2 separate regions of the Homo sapiens genome follow, and region 1 is linked to region 2. A link is a loop called in an ENCODE intact Hi-C map of the cell type or tissue named here. Cell type or tissue: PC-3. All regions are shown on one strand.

Region 1 (4,000 bases), 61 kb after region 2:
CAGCAACTGCCATACCAAATATCTTTTCTGCCATTCCTGAATCTCAGACAGAGACTTCTCTCTCTAGAAATAAAGACAGTCTAGGGGAAAAAACAGTGGTGGAGAGATAAAATCTTTAAAATGTTGCATTAGGAGTTCTTCTCTTTTCCTCCCTTTACTTTGTGTGAGGACAGTGACTGCCGCAGCTAGCCGCTCCCTCAGCCACCCTGAATGTATAGTTGCCTCCAGTGCCCCAGGGCCAGAAGAGATTTCTTTACGGGAGATGCAATCAGCTCTAACCAATCAGTAAGAAGGGTTAATCAGCTGATCGATTGGTCCCTGAGCAGCTGGGACCTGGCTCCTCTCTGACTGGCTCTAGCCTGGCCTTGGGGTAAGAGGTTGGGAACTTTTAATTATCCACAGCAGCCACTGCTCTGATTGAATGGTCAATGGGTTTACTACTGAGGCGGCGCTGCTTGAATAATAATAGAAAACAATGTGGATGCCGGCAAGTGCAAACAGAGGGCCAGAAAAGGCACTTGGATATGTAGAATGCACGTTAAGATGAGTTAATTGCCTGGCAGAAACCAAATTTCAAAGGTCTTGAAAGGTGTTTTATGGAAGCAGAGTAGATGCTTGGGGAGGCATCAGCGAGATCACATTTTTTTCTTTTGTGACTCTTGGGTCTGTGACCATTGCTGGCTACACAATGTTGCCCCAGGACAAAGGATAACTTGCTTACCCCAGTGGTTAAAGAAATGATCACTGGAGGAAATCTGTATTTTGACATTTGCAGGCACTGTCAGGGTTTAATTATTTTTCTTTGTAAACTTCCTTGAAAAATAATCATTCCCTAGTTCCACTATGTAAGATGTGCTCATGGGGTGGGGAGGTTGGGTGGCATAATTAAATCATGCCAAGAAATATAGCGTTAACACCCAAAGGTTTTTAAAAGCTTTGTTCGACTGTGTGTTGTGGAGATCTTTCTACTTCACCCTCCCTAAGCAGAATAAATCATCAATCCAATAACTCACTACAATATGCTGATCTTTCCTTTCCCGGGTTAAACAGCTCACTCGTAGTGGTTCCTTCTTCCCTTGAACATAAAAACCAACAAGTGCCTCCAAATAAAAATGGTATTTGTGTTCAAGTCCTCTGAGAGTGTCACAGTGGAGGCAAATGCCCCAAAAGGGCAAACAGCTCCATGCCCTGGCAGTGGGGTTAGCAAAAGATGTAAGCAATTTCACAGAACTGCTGAAAAGGATGTTTGAGTTCAATTTTTTTAAAAAAAAGAAAGAATAGTCCATTTGGCACAGAGACTCACGTTTGGAGGGGTGGTGGGAAAAGGCAACTAGACCCCTCTGGAAGGTATCCCCTGGAATCCTGGTCAAGATCTTCAAATTATCAGAGATCAGAAATCATCCTATTTCAGCAGATTCCACGTTAAAAATGTGCCTTTCTCCAGTGATCTCACATAAACACTAGAGCTCATCAGGCTCCGCTGGAGTCATTACTATTTATATTACCATACCCTGGCTGTGTGCAGTCAATTCATAATTGTCCAGTTTTTCTAATTAATCACAAAAGATTTTTGTTTTGCCTGCAGCTAGTTCTGGGGTGACTCACGACGGCAAGCCAAAGCTCATACATCAAACACAGGCCCTCTCTCACTCCAGCCTTCTGCTGGGAAGGCTGCTCTGCGCCTCTCGACCAAAGAGGCACGCACTGGGCATGTGCGGCCCCGGGCGCAGGAGAAGCCGGAGATCCGTCCTCTACTGTGTGACTTGTTATTTTTATCTGATGCTTGCATTCTCGGGCCAAGTCAGACCCAAAGAGCACGGCCAGGTTTCTAAATTCAGAGCCCTGTTGCTCTGGTTCCTGTTCCTCCCTCTTTTCTGTGTTCCTCCTCGTTGTCTTTCATCAAATTAAGACTATAGTGCTTCCAAGAGAGAGATTAGGACATCATTTTTCATATTCTTCAGTCCTTTCAATGGTGACCTTTTATGGAGGCAACAACAAAGAATGTCACCAGAAGAAGGAGGGAAGAAAGCACAGCTTCTGCATTTTATTCTACCAAATCCACATCAAGGCAGGGCAGGAGGAAATATCTTTTTTTTTTTTTTTTTTGACTGAGTTTTGCTCTTGTTGCCCAGGCTGAAGTGCAATGGCGCAATCGCAGCTCACCGCAACCTCTGCCTCCCGGGTTCAAGGGATTCTCCTGCCTCAGCCTCCCGAGTAGCTAGGATTACAGGCATACGCCACCATGCCCAGCTAATTTTTTGTGTGTTTTTAGTGGAGACGGGGTTTCTCCAATTTGGTCAGGCTGGTCTCGAACTCTCGACCTCAGGTGATCCCCCCACCTTCGCCTCCCAAAGTGCTGGGATTACAGGCGTGAGCCACCCACCTGGCCGGACATATCTATTTAATGTGCAGTTTATCTTACTGAAAGGTATTTCGGCAGGTGACCCGTTGGAAATGTGTCTGGTGCAAATAACCTCTAGGATTGCTAGGAAGGGGCCCAGGGCCACCACTGGCCTGAGTCAAAGCAGCTGGGTTTGCCTAATAGAAATGATCAGAGGGTCAACTGGAAGGAGGCAGGCAGAGGCCGCCTGTGTAACCTGCATTGCATGTGAAGAATTTCAAGGTGAGATCAATCTATTTGGAAGATCTTGTTTGATCACATTCGGTCTGCGTAGGCGTTGGCACAGGGTCAGCACAGTGACAGGAAAAAGCATGGCGCTTGCTCTATGAAATCTTCAGGACTCAAGCAGATGCTTTGGAACTGTCAGATGACTCCTAGTTGCTGATTTTATATATTGATTAATTTTGCAAGCCTCATATACTTAATACTATTCTTGATATGTCCTGATAGCAGATATAGTCCATGTAGCACCGGATATAAACTTTTCCTTGTGTAAGACACTGTTTACAAGTCCACAATGCTCCCACCTGCCGATCTCCCCAAACCCCACTTGTCCTTTAGGTTTAACTAGATATCACCTCTGCTGAGAACTCAGTCTCCCCTGACCACTCACCCCCCATCCCCAGACACCTGTTCCTGACACCTGTGAGATGCGTCTTTTCTGCACTCCCGTCAAAGCCTATGCTGCCTGTGTCATAGCACACGTCACAGGCTGTTGAAATTACTTTTGTGCCTGCCTGCTTCCCTCGCATGGCCATGTGCCCTGTGAGAGGAGGGATCGTGGTGCTCATCCTAAGCTCGGCCCGTGACTCCATGTGTGCCTCCAGGAGAGAAATACCTCTGAGAAGAGATTTATCATTGGATGGGAAGGTCATAGTGAGTGTGAAGGAGAACGATGATGAAACTTAACTTTTTAGATTTATTTCCCAAGTTATTTACCCTTCTAGTGTTACCTTCACCTGTCCACCCCCTCACTGGTGCCCTATTCTGTTAACTCCAGAGAATTCAGTCTCCCTCGCCAGCCCCTGCATTCTTTAGTTCATTTTGAATCATAACAACAATAAAATTGAAGAACGCTCTTATTGTCTCCTGATTAGGGAGAGCCAAGCATACCTGGAGTTGTGTTTTGGCTCTTGGCTCTCTCCCTTTCTGCAACCTATTTGCATATATGAGGAGTGGGGGCGGAGAGGGGGGGACATCAAAGGGACAAGCTGCTTGTTTGATCTAATTAGTCTATTTTTCATTCTTTCCAAAAACACTGGGGAAGGGGAATTCCAGATAGTCCTGGGATCTCTGTGAGGTAAATTAGTTTTTAGGCAGGGAGGCCTGGATTTTCTTTAACACGATAGCTGCACCATGAACAAAAAAACTGAGATCACCAGCCCTTTGGACTTCATATAAATTCATACATTTTTATTGAGCACTTGCTGTGTTTTGGCACACATTGGGTGCTCCGGGCACCTACTCTTATTTATAAGCAAACATCAAGCTTGCTAGTCTTCTGGGGCGACAAAACCTCCGCAAGCTATTACAAGCCTAGAAAGGTAAATAACTTGGTGTGGTGGAAGGATATTCACGCACCATGGAAACTTGCAATGG
Region 2 (4,000 bases):
CTCCAATGTCCTATGTGTTTCATCAATAATCACAATAATCTTCATAACATTGCATGGTTTGGCATGATGTTTTTCTTATTAAAATAAAAATAAAGCTGAAGCCATCATTCTCAGCAAACTAACACAAGAACAGCAAACCAAACACCACGTTCTCACTCAGAAGTGGAAGTTGAACAATGAGAACACATGGACAGAGAGAGACGAACAACACACACCAGGGCCTGTCGGGGGTAGGGGGTGAGAGGAGGGAGAGCATTAGGACAAATGGCTAATACATGTGGGGCTTAAAACCTAGATGACGGGTTGATAGGTGCAGGAAACCACCATGGCACACGTATATCTATGTAACAAATCTACACATTCTGCACTTGTACGCCAGAACTTAAAGTAAAATAAAAAATAAAATAGAAAATAGCTAATATTTATTGAGCTCTTACTAAATGCTAGTCCCCATTCTAAGAGCTTTATGTGAACTATCCTAGTGAACCCTCATTATTGCCCCAAGAGATAAGGACTCTTATCATCATCATTTTACAGATAAGCAAACTGAGGAGGAGAGGGGTTAAGTAATTTGCCCATGGTCAGACTCACAGTAAGTAGAGAAACAGGGTTTCAAACCACTCCTAAGCTATGACCTTGGCCACTCTGTTATGTACTACTTGCCTCAAGAAACGTGAAAATAAACTTAACTAAAAAGTCTAATTAGGAAATAAATTCTCATTAGGCATTCAACATTCAAGTATCTATCAAGTGCTAATACCAAATGTTAATATGGAAGGACAATATTAATTTTTTTTTTAAGATGGAGTCTCACTCCGTCACCAGGCTGGAGTGCAGTGGCGCAATCTCGACTCACTGCAACCTCCGCCTCCCAGGTTCAAGTGATTCTCGAGCCTCAGCCTCCCCAGTAGCTGGGACTATAGGCACGCACCACCACGCCCAGGTAATTTTTGTATTTTTAATAGATACGGGGTTTCACCATGTTGGCCAGGATAGTCTCGATCTCTTGACCTCGTGATCCACCTGCCTCGGCCTCCGAAAGTGCTGGGATTACAGACGTGAACCACCGCACCCGGCCGACAATATTAATTTTTTATCTACATTGATCTATGATTTTTCAGATAAATATCTTGAGACTAAATTTCAAAAACCTGTAACTTTTAGTAATTTTTATTTTCTTCTGGGCCTTTATTGGACTTTGATTTCTTTTTTGGATTGGGAAGCATTTTTAAGTCATTCTTATCAAACTCAATTATGTAAGATTATCACACACTAGTGATTTTTTTCATTACATCCAAAGTAAAGACAGTGAAAAAAAGCAAGGCAACTACATCTTTTTCCATATTTTATTTAACTATATTTGTCAAGATACTTGCAAAGCCTTTGGAGGTCTAGGAACATCTCAGTGTCAGCAACATTTCCATTCTTGCACTTCAAGCTCTACTGATTCATCAGGGGCCTCCAAGTAGCAAGTTCTTCTTTGTTTGTGGATTCAAAAGATCAGTTAACAATATAACTCATTCATGACATTTCAGTTAACAACTTTCAAAAAGAAGCTTTTTAAATTAGAACGAATGTCCTAAAAAAGAATAGAAATAGGCTCTGCTAGAAGTAGAACCCTCAAGTTCTCCTCCACAGAATCACACCTGAAAGTTTCCAATGATTCCACCAGAGAATTTCCTCCGGTTTTAATTAATATTGTAGGGTGGAGATACTATATGCTGGAGACTTTTATATCTGTGTTTGATGTTACAACAAATACAGTTTGAAAAACATTTTTTTAAACACATGAATTGATGGAGCTTCCCCTTCCCGGTCTGGTGTATAAGGAAGGAGCTTGGAAGTCTTTACTCCATCCTAAAACAGGTAAAAAGCTGATCAAACTGAATGTCAACAAACTGCTTAGATCTGTCAGAGAAGTAAGGTTACAGGGTAAACTGCTGCCCCTAAAATTGGAGCAACTAACAGACAGATACAGAGAATTACAACTTACCAGAACAGAAACCCACAGCAGAAATCTCAGGAAGTAGTGCTATGGTAGGTAAACCTGAACTGAATTCCATAAATTGCTAGAGGCTCAGTGAGGACAAGTCCAAGAGTTTAAATTCCAGGGGACCCAGTTATGAGGGGCTTCCATAATTTGTGAGTTTTACCTCCAAGAGATCAGCCAGGTTCTCATAATGAGTATCAGAGAAAAATTCCCTCACGCCTCCACCAGGGGGAGGAGAAAAGGAACCATTTTTAAATATAAAAATATACCAGAGTATTCTGTTCTTGACAAGGCCTGCCCTCAGAAGAAGCTATTTTATGAGAGTCTAAACTGCTGGAGTCTTATCCCAGCCCAACTTACCTGGGAGAAGAGAAATAACCAACTCCAGCTCCCTCCAGCTTTCCTAACTCACCCTATGAGGCTAGCTTAACACTAGTACCAAAACCAAAGACATTACAAAAAAAAGAAAATTATAACCGTGAATACAGATATAAACACTCTCAATAAAATATTAGTAAATCAAATCCAACAATGTATACAAAGAAATATACACCGTAACTGACTGGTATTTTTCCCAGGTATTCAAGGCTGATACAACATTCAAAACCAATTAATATAATCCAACATATCAACAGGCTAAGGAAGAAAAATTACATTTTCACAATAATAGATACAGAAAAACATTTGACAAAATCTACACTCATTTATGATAAAAAAAAAACTCTCAAAAAAAAAAACTAGAATGGAGGAAGACTTCCTTAACTTGATTTTTTAAATCTATGAAAAACCTACTGCTAACATCATACTTAATGGTGAAAACCTTGAAGCTTTTCCACTAAGATCAGGAAAAATACAATAATGTTCCCTCTCACCACTCCTTTTCAACACCATACTAGAAGTCTTAGCCAATGTAATAAAACAAGAAAAGGAAATATATGATACACAGATTGGAAAGAAAGAAATAAAATTGTCTTTGTTAGCAGGTGACAAGGTTGTCATGTAGGAAAATTGGAAAGAATCAACAGAAAAACCCTTTTGGAACTAATAAGCAATTATAACAAGGTTGTATAATACAAGGTTAATATATGAAAGTAAATTACTTTCCTAAATATCAATAATGAACAAGGAGTATTGAAATTAAAAACACATTACCATTTATACTCGCACCTCAAAAATGAAATACCTAGATATAATCTAACAAAGCATGTACAAGATCCACATGAGAAAAACTACAGAACTATGATTAACGACATCAAAGAAGAACAAAATAAATGGAGAGACAGTCCATGTTCATGAATAGGAAGATGCACTATTGGTAACATGGATAGGAAGATGCAGAAGACGCACTATTGCAACTTAATCTATAGATCCAATGCAATATCAATCAAAATCTCTACAAGTTATTTTGTGGATATTGACAAACTGATTCTAAACTTTATATGGAGATACAAAAGACCCAGAATAGCCAATTTAATATTGAAGAACAAACTCAGAGGACTAATATTACCCCCAATTTCAAGGCTTATCATAAAGACACAGTAATCAAGATAATGTAATATTGATTAAAGAATAAATTAATCAATGGAACAGAATAGAGAACAAACATATAAACCCACATAAATAGAGTCAACTGATCTTTGACAAGGGAGCAAAGGCAATACAATGAAGCAAACACAGTCTTTTCAACAAATGATGTTAGAGCAACTGGACATACACATGCAAAAAAAAAAAAATGAATCTAAACATAGACCTTACACCCTTCACAAAAATTAGCTCAAAATGAGTCATAGACCTAAATGTAAAGTGTAAAACTATAGAACTCATGGAAGATAACACAGGAGAAAGCCTACATGACCTTAGGTATGGTGATGACTTTTTAGATACGGCTCCAATGGTAAAATTCATTTTAAAAAATTGATAAATTAAACTTTATTGAAACTAAAAACTTCTGCTCCGCAAAAGACAATGTCAAGAAAATGGAAAGATAAGTCACAGACTGAAGAAAATATT

The links. A loop is a pair of places that touch in the nucleus more often than their neighbours do. Peaks named below come from ENCODE experiments on the same cell type or tissue, not always from the same donor. Only the 100,000 strongest peaks of a DNase experiment are listed, where the experiment ranks them.
Region 1: it touches region 2 in a loop (2.4-fold over the local background); 1 of 110 quality-filtered maps calls a loop at or near these places.

Annotation. Positions count from the first base shown.
Region 1 is chr6:10,314,861-10,318,860 of GRCh38, forward strand. No RefSeq gene overlaps it. Among named protein-coding and RNA genes, the nearest start is that of TFAP2A-AS2, 88 kb to the right of the region's middle. RefSeq lists an enhancer at 102-823. In PC-3, no CTCF peak of the experiment used is centred here; a DNase peak (open chromatin) is centred at 1,671.
Region 2 is chr6:10,254,098-10,258,097 of GRCh38, forward strand. No RefSeq gene overlaps it. Among named protein-coding and RNA genes, the nearest start is that of TFAP2A-AS2, 150 kb to the right of the region's middle. In PC-3, a CTCF peak has its summit at 2,214 (motif pointing right); no DNase peak of the experiment used is centred here.